Linked DNA regions of Mus musculus: region 1 is linked to region 2. A link is a loop called in an ENCODE intact Hi-C map of the cell type or tissue named here. Cell type or tissue: left cerebral cortex. All regions are shown on one strand. Links, peaks and the distances in the headings refer to the core of each region. The heading gives the core; the rest is flanking DNA. Region 1 overlaps Gm32770 (a long non-coding RNA gene). Region 2 has its middle 63 kb from the start of Vwa5b1.

What was found. Peaks named below come from ENCODE experiments on the same cell type or tissue, not always from the same donor. Only the 100,000 strongest peaks of a DNase experiment are listed, where the experiment ranks them.
Region 1: it touches region 2 in a loop (2.1-fold over the local background); 14 of 42 quality-filtered maps call a loop at or near these places.

The regions. Positions count from the first base shown.
Region 1 is chr4:138,696,608-138,704,939 of GRCm38, reverse strand. It overlaps Gm32770 (a long non-coding RNA gene), which reads right to left. Exons shown (of 5, transcript XR_390863.2): 2 at 4,485-4,655; 3 at 4,261-4,385; 4 at 3,465-3,560. Among named protein-coding and RNA genes, the nearest start is that of Gm32770, 23 kb to the right of the region's middle. In left cerebral cortex, for the core only: CTCF peaks have their summits at 4,316 and 4,521 (motif pointing right); DNase peaks (open chromatin) are centred at 2,235 and 4,551; H3K27ac peaks cover 4,115 bases.
Region 2 is chr4:138,557,194-138,565,525 of GRCm38, reverse strand. It overlaps a transcript of Vwa5b1 not described here. Among named protein-coding and RNA genes, the nearest start is that of Vwa5b1, 63 kb to the left of the region's middle. In left cerebral cortex, for the core only: a CTCF peak has its summit at 3,343 (motif pointing right); DNase peaks (open chromatin) are centred at 3,337, 4,769, 4,934, 6,636 and 2 more places; H3K27ac peaks cover 2,111 bases.

The DNA of each region.
Region 1 (8,332 bases), core at 146-8,145, 140 kb before region 2:
CCCAAAGCCCTGGAGTCATTCTTCACTGCTGTGTGCAAACTCAGAAGGCACAAACGTCTTCTCAGCCCTTCTTAGCCTCAGCTTTCCTATACTCAGTGCAAAGAATAGCACCTGCCCCGCCCACCTGCCCCACCCACCCACCCACCCCAGCTGTCTCGACAAACAAAGGGAGCGGATGAATGAAGAATCACCTAAGGGTCTGTCCTGTGCCAGGTGCAGCCTTAAGGTCACTATGGCTCTTATTGTCCTGTGTCCCCAAATGTGAGCAGTAAGAGGTTTGTGGGGTTCCATTTCGTAACTATCCAGATCTAAACTTCAAGGTCTCCTGACTCTCCTGGACCAACTCCCAGTTGGAATAATCCCGAAGGCTTAGAAGTGCATCTTCAATTCACGGTCCCAGATACCTGTCTAAGACAGGTGAAATTCTTCATCTGTCCTACAGATGCTGACAGATATGTTGTCCAGAGCCAGTCAAACAGGCTGGAGAACAGGTTCGGCATTTAAGAGAGCTTAGCTGTTCCTCCAGGGCAGTTCCCAGCACTTATATTGGGAGGGTCGCGGCAACCTCTTGCAACCCCAGCTCCAGGGGGTCTGGCACCATCATCTGGCCTCTGCAGGCACTGCACACACACAATTAAAAATAAAAACAAAACCTTTTAAATATATGTGTGTGTGTGTGTGTGTGTGTAAAACAACAGCCAAACTTAAAAAAAAAAGGATGTAGTGTACTTGTGGTAAAAATTATCAAAATGTCCTCCAAATGTGAGACTGTGGTATTAACATAACTACCCAGAATTCAGTCCCAACCCCTGAAGCAGGAACCGGCCTTTTCTCCTCTCCATCAATCAGAAAGTCATAGTTACAAGGGCCTCTGGCTATTTTCTTCTGGGACAACAGAGGAAACGAGACCAGTTGCCTCAGAAAACAAGGGCTGAGGTGCAGAGTGACCTGGTGGTGGTCAAGAGCCCAAATATAGAAAGAAAACCTTTCCCCAGATTTTGCTTCCAGAAGGGAGTCACATTCTGCACTTGTAAAACTATTTCCTGGCTGAGAGCTGACCTATATCGCCGTCCCTGCCCACACTGGTAATTGTCTACCACAGGGCGCCTGCTCCCGGGCCAGCATCCTTTCTCTGGTTTTTCTGCCTGCTAATTGGTTTCCAGTGGTTCTGTTGAACCAACTGTGCTGAAACCCTCCCTGTGAGCCGCCGCTGCTCCCTTGAGCATGCTCAAGGGAGCAGATGACCCTCAAGGGCCTCACGAAGACCCCAAGGAGGTACTCCCTTCACAAAAAAAAAAACAAAAAAAAAAACAACCATTCTGAAGAAAGAGTCATTTGGCTGTTTTGAAAGAATGGTTGCAAACACGGAAAAACTGAGACGAGTTGGTGATAACAAAGGGAATTAGAGAGGAGGGTAGACTCGGCAGCCTGGATGAACGTCTCCTCCTTTTTCCTCAAGACCCTGCAATCAAGGCAGGGGAGAATGTGAGGGCAGAGAAGGAAGCTGGCTGGAAGTTTTCACTGGAGAGCAAGGCTCTCTGCTGTGACCCAAGAAGCCAGAGTCTGGAGTGTAAGTGATTGGCAGCTGAGAGTCCTTCCCTGTGATCAAGCCCGATTTTTTTTTTTTCATTCTCCAGATGGTCAGGCTAGATCAGAATGGGAACAGTGATTGGATGATCAATGGAAGAAGTGTCTAACAGGTTCCACTCCCTGCAATGGCGGCTCTACTCCTTTCGCAGGGGCCCCTGATGGTTCCCTCCAGACTTCCTCCAGAGTGGGCAAGATCTCCATAAATAACACATGAAGATGAAACCCTGTCTCAGCTCCCCTGTCCCCTTGAGTGGAGGTTGGGTATAGTTGGATGGTTTCAGGGTTCTGGCCTGTGCGTGTTCTTAGGGTTCTCTTCTATGCTAAGCAGACAGGGTTTCCAGTGTAGGAAAGGGCATTCATCACAATGTGGATTATGGTTACACACGGAAGTGGGATGGTAAGGAATTTGGTGTGGGAAGAGCTCCAAGATGAGGAACAGGAGAGAATAGGAGGGGTTCTGGTGGGTGTGGCAGGCGAGGGGCAGCTTAGCTCAGAACTCTAAACAATGAGCCTAAAGCCTTGCTGGAACTAGAAGCCGAGGGCAGCACATAGTTCCTGTGATGAGCAATCACAGGTATCTGGCTTTTAAGATTCGCTGCTGGAGATGGCTGTGACGCATTTGGTGTCTGGCCACTGTTTGGACACACATCCCAATTATAACAGTGTTCCCACGAGGAAGTTTGATCTGCAGTGTGAATACGTTCCTCTTTATAACTGCCTTGGCGGGGCATGTCTGTTGGGTTGGAAGAGCTGACTATGTGGTTACACTGCAGTGGACTTCCGGGTGCTACAGCCAAGCCTGGTTTTGACTCTCTCTCTCTCTCTCTCTCTCTCTCTCTCTCTCTCTCTCTCTCTCTCTCTCTGTGTGTGTGTGTGTGTGTGTGTGTGTGTGTGTGTGTGTGTGTGTGTGTGTGTGTGTGCTGGGATAGAATGCCTTTTGGAAAGCAGGCCAGGGACCTCAGCTAGTGGTGAAGCAGGTGGGGCAGAGCCCAGCTGGGGCAAGCTTTTATTTGGGGATCACCTGACAGTGGGCTCAGCCTTCTGGAGAACTTAAGAGATTGTTCTACTCAGGACAAGACAGGCCATGAGACACTTCACAGTGACTCAGCCAGGGCCCTTGGCATTAAAGGCTTTGTCTAGTCTTGGCCGGTTTAGGACATTCCAGACAGCAAAGGTCTTAGAGTTGGATTCTTTGAGATAGAAAAAGCAAAGAGGCAGAGAAGTTCTCCAAACTCAAAGTAGCTTGGAGCAAGGAAGGAAGGAAAGAGGGAGGGAGGGAGGGAGGAAAAATTAAGACGTTGAACTGCACATGAAAGACCCACAACGTGAGGGCTCCCCCACGTTCTGACTCAGGAGAGGCGACACCCCAAAATCACCCACAAGAAACGGGTCTTGCTGCAAATTGCAAGAGGATTTTTATTCAAGAGCGCTCTCAGGCCCATGGTCATACACCACGCAGGGGTAGAGGACCGTGGCGCCCCGAGTAGCTGGGTAAGGGGGTATTTAAAGGAAGAAACCACAACTTAAGGAAGTGGGGAGGGCGATGTTGGAAGATACCAAAGATACCAGTTAAGAGTCACAAGGAAGTGTAAAGTTACAAGAGTCACAAGGAATACCTGGTAATTGTTAACTCTCAAGACAGCTTTTAAGAGTCCCTAACAATAGCACATTTGCATTGCAGGTTCTGGGTGACTTTCTTTGAATGAGCACTCTTTGAACCCAGGAAGCGGGTGGGTGGAGGAATGTTGCTATCTGTTTTATGATTAGCATACCTTTACAAAGGCCACATTTCCAAGCCTGGGCCTAAAGGCCTAGAATTCTGTTTTTATGTTGTTATACTTTCACACACAGCCTCTTTGTACTCATATTCTGACCTGTAGACTCTGTGAGGCGTCAAGCTTCAGGCAAGACGGATCCATCCATCCTTCTTGCTGGGATGATGGTCCAAAAGTAACGGGAAAGCCCAGCCACTGAAAGAGAAGACAAGAAAGCATTTTGCTTCCCTCGGTAGGCAAAGAATCTGGACGGAGGGTCATGCCAAAGCACGACGTATGTTTCAATCCAACACTTTGGAATTTTGAAAGTTCAACATCAGGTAGTCTCTCCCTCTGGGCAGGGGGAGGGGTGGCACTCTTCTCAGTGTCCGCTCAGTGTGCACCTTTTAGACACAGATTGGCTGAAGAGCCCTAGTGCTGTGCAGTCTCTCCTAGTCCATCCCAGAAAGCAAAAAGAAAGCATGCTGTTTTCACCCCTTGTTGGGGACCTAAACAGCCATGTCCTTGGAGACCAGGACCCCACAGCTGCAGGAGATTTTAAATAGGAAAAGGGAGCAGGAGAGAGACCAGAGACTGGAGGTGACCTGTAGGCAGGAGAGGGGGCGAGGAATGCTGTACATGTTCCTTCTCTGTCTTCAGGCACAAAGAGCCCTCTGTGGCATTTAGTTCCATCCCCCACCCCAGTTCTGCATAGTCCCTCACACGGCTGAGTTTCAGAGCAAGAAAGAGACGGCAGTACCTAGACAACTGAACTTGCCCAGAGTCTGCACCTATCGCCCAGAGCCGAGCCAAGGTATTGCATAGAGCAGCAGAGGTCCTCCAGCGACCAACCCCAGCACACACCCACCAGCTGAGGCCAGAGCTGCTACTCAACCAAAGCCAGAAGTATTTTCACCTGCTCTCTGTGGCATGGTCCCAAAAACCCTGAACCAAGACTGGGCCAAGAGGTTCTGTAAGTCAGTTGCAGGCACTGGCTGGCTCTGTGGAATTCGAGAGAACAGTTTCTGTCTCTAGGTGTTCCTGGGAATCAAAGGACGACAACTCATTCGTTCAGTCTATTTACCACCATTCCCTACTAATTAAACAAACAAACAAACAAGACGACAAACCCCCACAAACCTCAGAGCATGAAGAGGCTTTTCTGTCCACTAGATGGCACTGTGCCTCTAAATGCAGCAAATAAGGCCTGGAGCAGACCAGGCGGCGTTCTACTGGTTCCAGCTGGCTGAGAAGGAGGCAGGTACCAGGATGCTGCACTCCTTGGACCAAGTCAAGACGTACAACTGGGCTCTGCAGGTAGAATCAGGACAGAACGGGAAATGGTCAAGAACTTTGAGTCTCACAAATCGATTTGGTTTTCAAAGAGTGTGTCTTAGTTAAGCCCCAGATCCAAATCCCACATGGTAAACACGGGGATATGGTGGCACAGAGGTTTCTGATCCAGGCTGGGCTGGCCCTTCAAGAAACCAGCCTCGAAGAACCAAAGATTCCAAGATGTCTCTGTGTCAGAGTCCCTGCTACAAGTCCTTGATAACTGGCAGTCCATGCCACCTCAGCTTTTCTGCTCAAGCTCACAACATGACAGGGCTGGCATTGCTTTTCTCTTGGCTATAATCTTATTTGTGTGTGTGTGCACTTGTGTGTGTGTGCGCTTGTGTGTGTGTGCGCGAGTGTACAGATGCAAGCTAGCATTTTAATTATGTTCTAGGGATAAAACTCAACATCCTCACACGTGCTCGGCAAGCACATCTACCAACTGAGCCATCTCCCTAGACCCTCAATACAATATAATTGTAAAAGGTGAAGGTCAGTACACACCAATAAATGTTCCAGAACTACCGTGTTTAACACATAGTCACTAAGCCCTTCTTTGAATAACCAAAATCACTGTTTTAGAATTCTTGTAGTGGTATTGAGGGGGATGGATATTACATAATAAAAATATAGCTAAAGCTACACGAGGTTTTGGGGTATATATGGGAAAATACTCAAATGTGAGAAACAGAGCAGAACTTGGGTTGTAGTGTTTGTGTAATAAAAAGTGAACTTTTCTTCTTGCATTGAGAATTGTTTTGTTCTGACATTTGAAAAATATCAATAGCAAATCCTTAGTGCCTGAGATATGTTGGTTTCTGAGCAGCTTTCAGTATTTCCCTAAAAAATATTTTTTTTTCTTGTAGAATCTTTTTCCAAAGGCCACAAGTCCTGTGAAATGTGTGGATGGTTGAACTGTTTTAAAGATTCCTTTCTTAACCTTACCATAGATGCTTTCTCAGTTGATTTTTAAAATTGGAATGTTTTTGGCTACTGGGACAGTTTTAATTGTTAACTTGACATACTATTAGAGTCACCTGGCAAGGAAGTCTCTATGAAGGATCTTTTAGACTAGATTGGTTTATAAGGAATTACTTTGACATTGTGTTAATTGAGATAGGAAAAACTGCCCACTGAGGGTGCTACCATTCCCTAGGCAGAAGGCCCTGTGCTGTATCCAACTGGAGAAAGCATTAATCCACTGCTCTTGTCTCTGGACTGTGTCTGTGATATGATTGGCTGCTTCAAGTTCTTGCTGCTCTCATTTCTCCACAGTGATGGGCTGTAACCTGTAACTGTGAGCCAACTTAACTACCCTTTCCCCTTAAGTTGCTTTTGTTAGGGTATTTAATCAGAGCAACAGAAAAATAGACCTGACAAGCTACTGCAGATTTTGTTTTTCTCTTTAAATTGGAGGCAATGTAATGTTGGAAAAAAATCATGAAAATTAATTTATAGTCTAACTACTATAAAAGAACTACTTTGTATATTTCCATCTCAATGCTGGTCTTACATAAATACCTTTACATAATGTCAATGGTAAAGTGCTTGTTATCTTTTGTAATACTGTTGTTATTGTAAGCCCTGCTAAAGTTGTATTCAGTACCCTCCAGAACTCAGTTCATTAAGTACTAGAGCAATAATGAGTTCCAATATTCCCTAACATGACCTGCTTCATTCTCAGAAACTGTGAATACCTGCAGGTTCTGACTGGTCCAGTTGTACTGTGACCACCCCCCATGCTTCACTGATTCTCTGTTATTTACTCCTGCAGTCTTCTGGGCACCTCTGTTCAGCACCTTCAAAGCTCTGGTCTCTCATAGCTTCCTGTTTGCTGTCTGTGTGGTGAGGAATGGTGTCTCTTGCCTTCCTATCCTGGCTCACCGCTGAGCACAGCACCTACGCTAGGCAGTTCAGTGATTCCTAACAGTGAATCCTCTTGTGTCAGAGAGAGAAGGCTGGGACTCGAGCTTTGGGGGCTGGCAGTATAGCTCAGTGGTGGAATGCTTGCCTGGCATGTGTGACCCTGGGTTCTATACCCAGCATGGCAGGGAAGGAGGGAGAAAGAGAGAGAGGGAGAGGGAGGGAGGGAGGGGGAGAGAGGGGGGAAGGAGGGAGGGAGAGAGAGGGGGAGAGAGAGAGAGGGAGGGAGGGGGAGAGAGGGAGAGGGAGGGAGGGGGAGAGAGGGAGAGGGAGGGAGGGAGGGGGGAGGGAGGGAGGGGGGAGAGAGAGGGAGAGGGAGGGAGGGGGGAGAGAGGGAGAGGGAGGGAGAGAGGGAGGGAGGGGGGAGAGGGAGAGGGAGGAAGGGAGAGGGGGGAGGGAGGAAGAGAGAGAGGGAGAGAGAGAGGGAGAGGGAGGGAGAGAGAGAGAGGGAGGGAGGGAGTGGGAGAGATGGGGGGAGGGAGAGAGAGGGGGGAGGGAGGGAGGGAGGGAGAAGGATCCATCTCTTTGAAAACAGTGAAAACAGGTAAGAAATTAAAAGGGGAGACTGGAGAGATGGCTTAGTGGTTAATAGCCCCTTGCTGCTTTTGCAGAAGATGAAAGTTTAGTTCCCAGTCTGCACAGTGAGCAGCTCACAATAACCTGTAACTCCAGCTCTGGGGTATCTGATGCCCTCTTCTCCCTCTTTGGTCACCCACACGATGTACACACACACACACACACACACATACACACACACACACACACACACACACACACACACGGGGGCGTGGGGGAGAGAGAGAGAGAATATAAATCTTTTTTAAGATAACAAGAACCCCATCAGCTCCCAACTTTCGAGAGAAGATAAATATTTCCCAAGCGCCAAGGTGCTGTCTCCCATCTCCTGCAGAGAGAGAAGAAATGGCTGCGCACCGTAATTACACAGGTCTGTGCACACCATTAACTGTTCCATTCCTTCACCAGGCTCAATGACACCCTTCGCTGATCTGGGCCCTTGGTGAGTTTCCGAAGCAGAGCCTGCCCTTGGATTGGGGCTCGCTCCCACTGGCCCACTCCTCAGGCCACCAAGTTCTAAGAAGCAGGAGAGTGACCTCTCACCTCATGAAAGCAGGGGGACAGGTTACTCACTGTGAGGCCTCATATGGCTTTAGCTATACAAAGTCAACAAACCACTTTACAGCACGTAGGTTTTGGTTTTTGTTGTTGTTGTTGTTGTTGTTGTTTTACCTATGGAATGAGTCAAGACTAACGCTAATGTTTAATTAAAGCAAACACAAAATAAGTACTGTTAGGTCCTCAGACTTTGCTCGCAGCAGCCTCATGGATACCCGTAATGAGACAGGGCAGGCCGGTAATTAACATGTAGACTTTGCTTTCACTCCATCCCAGGGTGAAAATGGGCGTGGCTCCCCGAGATACTGTGGTTGGAGGGTAATTACTGCTCAGCAAGGTTCTATTGAAGCGTCCCATGCAACCCCAGATGGCAGGACAAAAGAGGTCCCTTTTAATATATCTTCATCACATCATCAAACTATTTATACTCTGCCTTGACTCAGAAAAGAGGTAGCCAGCAAGAGGAATAGAAGGAGCTGCTCTTTGTGAGAAAGTGGTGTGTGTCAGACACGGCCTGTCGGGTGTGTCATTTACATTGTCTATAATTTTACAGAAATTCCTCCTCCAGGAGAGACTCATGATGGAGGCATCCAGTA
Region 2 (8,332 bases), core at 149-8,148:
GCTGCCTGGTTATGGCTGAGGAGTAGATCAACCACACCCAATACCAACCAACTCCTGGTGATTTTTGTCTGCTCACTCAGATGAGTGAGAAAGCAAGCCACCACCCCACCACCATCCCGCTTGCTGGTTCACCCGCCAATAAAGGTTTCTAGAAGTTTCCTCTAAATCTTGCTTGCACCCCACTGATATCTTTGAAAGACAAAATTTCTCTGCTGGTCACTGCCCTTGGCAGGACCCCTTATACAAGGAGAGAGTGTGGGAAAGGGCCTGTTCCATCTGACCGCAGTGGCCTTCTCCCTAGAGATTGCCTACCCCATTCTCCTGCCTGGCTGGAATCTGCCTGACAACACCCCCCACACTTGTCATGTGGGGTTCTAAGTCCTGTTTCAACTCTAACATATTGTAATATCTCACAGTAATCCAGGCAACAGTGCATTCTAAATCTTCGGTGCCCTGAGGTGGGAGAGGGAGGGCATTCGTTCATTGCTACTGCCCTTGGGAGAAGATTTTATCCCACTCCTCAACCCTCCACCCAGCAGGAACTGGGAACAGCAGCAGCAAGGAAGAGGCCTGCATTCTAACACCGCTCTCTCTACAGTGCCACTGAAGATACTTGGGGCTGAATACACTTGGGACAGGACATGTCCAGCATCCTGCAGCTGGGCAAGCTGATTCACAGAGATCTGTCCCCAGGCCAGGGACTTGGTGCCCAACCAATCCAGTTCATGACTGGGGAGTGTCCTGACCCCTGTGTCCACCTCTGCCTTGGCCTGGTGACTCTCCTCACACCAGCACTGCCTCCCCATGCAGCAATGCCTGTGTGAGATGTCCCCTGTGGGCACTGCAATCCTCTCAGACCCTGGGCCAGCTCTCCTGGGCTTACAGCCACTTCTAAGGCAAAGTTGCTGTCTCCATGCATCCATGCGGTAACACCCGGTGTAGTTCCAACTATTTGCCCAAATGGCTTTGACTCAAGTGGCATGGCCGGTGCTTGTCCTTGTCAGACAGAGCCTCAAGTGCCTACCTATCACGTGATGCCCTGTGTCTTTCTCTGCTCGCCCCCATGACCTCACAGTGCCTAGACACTTCCTGCTTCTTGGAAAATACATTAGCGCCTTGCCTGGTGTAGTCATTTACATTGATGTTGCAGAAGTCCTGGGGCCCGGCTGTCTAATTCCATCACCTAGCTGTGCCTACCACGGAATTGTGTGTGGATATATTTTCAAAGGGTGGCTGCTTTGTCATGGTAGCTCTGTTCTTCTCCAGGCTTTTGGCTCATAAAACTGTTGGTGTGACAAGATTTGACTTGTGTCCGGTCCTTTTGTTCTCAGAGGCCAAACTAGCAGGACAGGGACCAGTTCACCTTCCTTAGTAAGCTGCCCCTGACTTGGCAAGGCTTTCTCCTAAGATGACCGACGGTCTTGGTTTGCTGGGGACTGAGAGGTCGTGGGGAGGTTTTAAACCTGAGAAGTTGGTCACAGTTCCTACCAGGAATTCTGGGACCCAGAGTGATAAAAACCTCAAGTTTAAAAGAAACAGGTCACGTGAGTACCAGCGCCACTCAGGCATTAGCTAGGGACTACCCCCGGGGTACCAATTCCGCCCAGGCCATCACAAGTGCACCCATGGAGCTGGCCCGACAGCCTGAGAAAGCCGCCAGTCAAACCAACACAGATGTTGGCACTATCCAGTGGAGGACCCGAGCCAGATGTGCGCATGGTCTCCTAGCAGAGTTCATCTGTGTTGCCTGCTATCCCAAGCCTTCTGTAACAGAGAGTGACCAGGAAGGATGTTAACAACTGAGACTTTCTAACTTACAAAGAATAGAATACCTTCTCTTCCTATGGGACATAGTTTAAAATTAGGATGCTGAACTGTGTTTAATTAAACAGCATCCATAAAATGTGTTTATTCAACAGGCCACAGCTTCCAAACTTGTCTCCCCCAAACAAGTATGGGGCTCGTTTGGACATCACAAAGCAACTCACCTTTTCCCCCAAACTGGTGACCCCCACAGTGGTCAATATTGATTGTCAATGTGACCTGAACTGGAACCACCTAGGAAATGCATCTCTGGGCATGTCTATGAGGGGTTCTCTAGATTGGCTTAGCTTAAGTATGAGACTCGCCTTCACTTCAGGTAGGACACCCCACGGACTGATGTCCCAGGCTGCATGAAAGACAGTGAGTAAGCTAAGTACCACCTTCCACGAGCCTCTGCTTCCTGGTTACAGATGTAATGTCATGTGACCTGCTGACAACTCCCCTGCCATGTTCAATTGCACTCCCTTGAACTGTAAGACAGAAAGAACCCCACCCCCTTAAGCTGCTTCTTGTCAGGAATTTTGGTCACAGCAACAGGAAACGTGATCAATACAAGCCCTTAGCAGACTGCAGGGGAAGTGGTTGACTAAATTAGGAATTTCCCACCAGCCCCCAAACATCGCAATGAAGCACTATCAGTTCCCACAGGAATGCCAACAGGCTGAGCTAAAGCAGTCGGTGACACCCTGATGGCACTTCCCCCTCATGTTCTACTGACCCTCCTGTAAAGGCCAGGCCAGGATGGCGGTGAGGACCTCCTTGTCCCTCACACTGGTAAGGATGCACTAAAGATTAAAAGGGACTCCTGGGCTAACTCCAGCATCTCCGTAAGACAGGAACTGACCACACCCGGGATTCTGGGCATGATAACAGCCTGTACCCTGCAGGGCACTGTTGCCTATCACACCATAGCCTGAGCTCCCCGTGAGCTCTCAGGTCCCCTCATCCTGGTCTACCAAGAGGACTCCAGCCCCACCCTGTCAAACTCCATCATTCTGCTGGAAGCCCCAGCTGCACTCACTCACTGTGACCCTGGGAGCATCCAGCCGGAGCACACCCAACGTCCAGCCCAGGTCTAGGGTCTTGGAAGAAGAAAGGGACGCACATGCTCTATTGCACAATGAGCCCTGGATCATCTTAGTGATATGTGATGCAAAGGGCCCTTTCCTATCCCAGATACCTAGAAGGTGGGCCAGACCCCACTTTAAAACCCGGCTCAGCCGACAGTAGGGAAGCTGTTTGCTATAGCTTTCTCAGCCATCCTAAGACAAACTGGTCCCAGAAAAGCCTCAGACCTCAGATCCAGCGGGTAGATACACGTTCTGCCAGGCGTTGACACCTTCCCTGTGTCACCCCACTACCCCCCATCCCCACCCCCCCACCCCACCCCACCCCCACCCCGGCCTGGGTGACTTCTGAACCTGGAACTCCCTGCTGGAAAGCAGGAGCTGTTTACCAGATCTCTTCTGCACTCAAGTTGGCAGTGCCATCCTGACATCCAGCAGAGGGCGCTGTGGGTGTGCACTGCCTTCCCAGACCAGGGCTGTACACAGCCTGGGTATGGGAACTGAGGAGCAAGCGTAAGGATGGTGCCCCACGACCCAGGCTGTTCCTGTCAACCACCTCTCTCCTCTCTGCTAAAACCAAGCACTTTGTAGCAGCCCAGAAGCCGGCTGACAGGCGCCATGTACAGAGCTGTGTGTTCAGACCCCAGGCTGGCTGACCTTTGCAGGAGAAAGTAACTATGTGGTCCTTGCCTGCTTGGCCCATTCCTCCTCCTCTCCTCCAAAATATTTGCACCACTCCCCACAACCTCAGGCAATGCCTACTTCTTTCAGACAAACTGCCCAGACGTCCTCTCAATAGTAACTTCCTATTTTATTAGTGGTGAGGGGGAGTGGTCTATGTCTTCCATTAGACTAGGAGCTCCCAACTCTAACTCTCTCTCTCTCTCTCTCTCTCTCTGTGTGTGTGTGTGTGTGTGTGTGTGTGTGTGTGTGTGTGTGTGTGTGTGTGTGTGTACTGCTGCATACCACCCTGCCCCCATCAGATTGGAGGCCTTTCACGGGCAGGGATTTTATGTCCTTCATCAGACAGGGGTTCTCAAATAGAGCTCTGTCTCCTTCATTGGCTATGACATCCTTCAAGGCAAAGCTTCTCCCACTCCCATAGCACCCGTGTAAGCACTGGCTTCAGTCAGTGATCAGGTTAGGACCATCCTTTCTGTCATTCACTCCAGAAGGGACCTGAAATGACTCAAGCCCCATGATCTTTGCATACTGAGTATAAAAAGTTAGATATACCAAACATCACCAAATTCAGGGCGAGAAACGGAAGGGACAGATGGAATTTTAAGAGTGGAGACCTTTGCTTGGTGTCTCAGTCTCTGTGAGCCCCCATGGGCCAGGTGAGTTGTCCCTGTAGGTCTTGTGTCGTCCTTAAGCCTGCGGGCTCCTAATCCTTCTCCCGACTCTTCCACAGGACTCTCTGAACTCGGCCTAATGTCTGGCTGTGCATCTTTGCATCTGTTTCCATCCGCTGTTGGATGAAGCCTGACTCGGACTCTGTTGCCTGTCTTTGGATCCCTCTCCCCTAGCTGGACTTAGTGCAGGAAGATGAGCTTAGTCCTGATGCACCTCGATGTGCCGGGCAAGGGAGGATGGAGGTGAGAGTGTGGGATTGGAGGAGAGGCTGCAATCGGGATATAAAGCGAATGAGAGAATGAGTAAATGAATGAGTGAATGAATGAGAATAGAAACCTTGGCTTCTCATGCGTACCACCCTTCACTCTTCCCTGACATATCCACACCGTCACCCCAGACTCTGCTCAGATCCCTGCTGTGCTATGCCAGCTGTTCTCCCTGCCTGCAGATGATGGCTTCATATCCAGCCTCCACACTGCAACCAGGGAAGACTCAAGCATCCTCTAGGCTCCCTCTGCCTCAAGAGGGAAAGTCTGGACTCAACCTCACAGGCAAGATCTCTCATCTGGACTGGGGGTCCCACTTTCTGGTCACTTCTTATGTGTCATACCCGAGATCTTTCCCTCTATTGACAAGCCATGTCACCTACTAAACCTAGAAGCAAAATGAAGTCCCTGCCTGCACTGCCATGCTAGGCTGTCACAGCAAAGCACCACGCATGAGTGTTCAGTACAGGCAACTGCTGTGCAGCCTCCCCAGAGGTTCCTATCTCCAGCACGCTTTTTTTAACAAAGACTCTGAGTCAGGGCCCAGCCAGATGACTTCACTTTAGCTAAGTTGCTCCCTTTTAAATGTGTTAATATTATTATTTTATAAGCGTGTGTGAGTGTATGGATGTGTGTGCATGAGTGTGAATGGGTGTGAGTGAGTGTGTGCATGTGTGTGAGCACGTGTATGTGAGTGTGAGTGAGTGTGTGCATTGTATGTGAGTGTGTGTGCATGTGTGAGTGTGTGTGAGTGTGTGCATTGTATGTGAGTGTGTGCATTGTATGTGAGTGTGTGTGTGTGCATGTGTGTGAGCACGTGTATGTGAGTGTGAGTGAGTGTGTGCATTGTATGTATGTGAGTGTGTATGTGAATGTGTGTGCATGTGTGAGTGTGTGAGCATGTGTGTGTGAGTATGAGTGAGTGTGTGCATATGTGTGAGTGTGTGTGCATGTGCATGTGAATTCTGTGCATGTGAGTGTATGTGAGTATGAGTGTATGTGTGAATGTGTGTGCATCTGAGTGTGTGTGAATGTGTGTGTGCATACATACTACATACATGAACCCCTCTCCCCCCCCCCAAAAAAAAAAGAAAAAAAGAGATGGTGTTAGCGTAGGAACTGAGGAGAGCAGTCTTGAACCTGTCTACTGTCTCCGGTGGGGCAGATATTCTAGGAAAGAGAGATGAACAAACAACACAAAATCAAGTCAATATACACAGAAGTATCCTAGTTAAGTATGTGTCTGGTTTTGTGTGTCAACGTGACAAAAGCAAGTGTCATCTGAGAAAGGGACCCTCAGTTAAAAAAATGCCCCATCAGCCCAGCCTGTAGAGCATTTTCTTGAATAACAATAGATGTGGAATGACCCAGACCATCTTGGGCAGTGCCATCTCTGGGCAGGTAGTCCTGGGTAGTCTAAGAAAGCAAACTGAGCAAGCCATGTGGGAACGTCAGTGGGCAGAGCTCCGCCCTGATCTCTGCTTCAGCTCCTGGCTTCAGAGAGATTTTTGCCTTGAACTCCTGCCCTGTCTTCCCCTGACTATAGACTGCAACCTGTGAGCCAGATAACCCCTCCCTCCTCAAGGTGTTTTTGGTCATAGTGTTTATCACAGCAAACCAGAGCCCAGCACAAAGGCGATAGGGCATCTCAGTGAGGTGCTGTGAAGGAAGAGCCAGGGGGCAGGATGCTAAGGCAGAGCTGTTTAATGACCAAGTGCAAGGTCAACCAAATCATCTTTTTCTTCAGAAAAAAAAATTTAAAAGAACAATAATCAAGCTTTGGAGGACTGTAAATGTCAGAAGGGCAGGCACGGCCCCACTCTCATCCCCTTTGCTCCTCTGGGACCCTAGGAAGTATCATTTTGGTATTACACATAAGGACTCTTAAGTTTAAAGATGTCCAGGGTCACCCAGCTAGAAATATGTGTGGGAAGGATTCAAACCCCGGTCTGCCCAACCCTGGGTCCTCCGTGTCCTTCAATATGTTCGTTCCTTACCTCCTGTGTGTTGGTGGCTCAGCTAAATGACCCGAGGTTGCTCATCCTCCAAGACCCCACAGCGTCCACATGAGCACTCCTCCGCTCAGCTACATGAGCCGAGGTTGCGGGGATTTTTAGAAAAGGCATCTTTTGTACTCAGCTTAAGCTTTTTTTGTTTCCTCCCAAGTTTAATTAGAGGAAATCTGTTCCTGATCAGCTACTGGGACCGCAGGCACAGTCACAAGTAGCCTGATCCCTACACCGTCCCTGGAAGGCAGACAGAGCCCAACAATTTCCTAGCCCCTAAGAAGGAGGCATCTGGGACCAGGAGGTTCAGGACACAGGAGAATCCGGAGCAGATCTTCCTCTTGGCTCTAGCCAGGCTGCTTCCTGGGGCTCAGTACTTGCTCCCATTGAGGCCTCCAAGCAAAGGAAGCAGCAGACAGGCCCTGGCCCAGGGAACTTGGCACCTAGCTGCTCCCACAGGGGCAGCCTTAAGCTGCCAGCATTGGAGGAGATGCACAGGTGCCCATGCCACTGCACTTTAGAGCTGGAGACACTGAGGCCCTGTACTGACTGGTTTTGTGTCAACTTGACACAGCTGGAGTTATCGCAGAGAAGGGAGCTTCAGTTGGGGAAATGCCTCCATGAGATTTGGCTGTGGGGCATTTTCTCAATCAAGGTGGGAGGACCCATGGTGGGTGGTGCCATCCCTGGGCTGATAGTCTTGGTTTCTGTAAGAGAGGAAACTGAGCAAGCTAGGGAAAGCAGGCCAGTAAAGAACATCCCTCCACGGCCTCTGCATCAGCTCCTGCTTCCTGACCTGCTTGAGTTCCAGTCCTGACTTCCTTTGGTGATCAACAGCAATGTGGAAGTGTAAGCTGAATAGACCCTTTCCTCCCCAACTTGCTTTGTGTCATGATGTTTGTGCAGAAATAGAAACCCTGACTAAGACAGGTCCCAAGGAAGGATGAGGCTGGACCAAAGGTACTCAAATCCTCTCAAACAACTATCCCCATGGAGTCCAAGAACCAAGGATACCCTCTGGTGACACTGTTGGAGGGTCAGGGAGGGTGTGCATGCACGCGCGCAGACAAGTGTGGTGTTTCAGAGGAGCCACAGCAGAAGCTAGATGCTCGGGGTGGAAAGATCCAGGGGGGAAATCAAGAACTGGTAGTTGGTGGAAGAAAGGCTGGGGTACACAGAGACATCTTGTCAGTCCCGAAATTGTGGAAAGCCCCACCCCCACCCCCAATATTATAACAGACTCTTCAAAACTGGTTTGGTCCAAAAGCATTGACTCCTTACTCGAGCCTGTAAGAAACAGCAATGTCTTTCAAGCAGGATACAGCCCACCACCCCAAGTTAAGAGCAAGCATCTGTAATGGAGAGACTACACCCTGGAGCAGACCAGCTTAAAAAGCTAAACCCTAGGCCTCTCTTCTACGACAAAGATGTGACAACATCTCTTCAGATCTCCTTACAGGACTCAAAGAATTATGGGTAAGACCACACCTTGACCATGATCACTTAATTGTGTGTTTAATTATGCATACCTCTTAACCTTGCCCCAAGTCTTCCTCTATTTGAACCCAGAGTTCTCATCGGTACCTTTACAGTGAACTTGGGATCCCTGGATTCCTTTATCTCTTCCTTTACCGGCCCCTCTTCTCAATATGCGTTGACTAAATCTCTCTGTTTCTCACCTCTCCTTGTTGGCTGGTGTATCGTGGCTGAGCCCTGTCTGTTGGAACTGCTGGAACCAGGAATTTGACCCTGAAATCCTTACAATGCCACAGTAAGATATGAGGTGCAGTTCTTACCTGTCAAAGGTCATTGG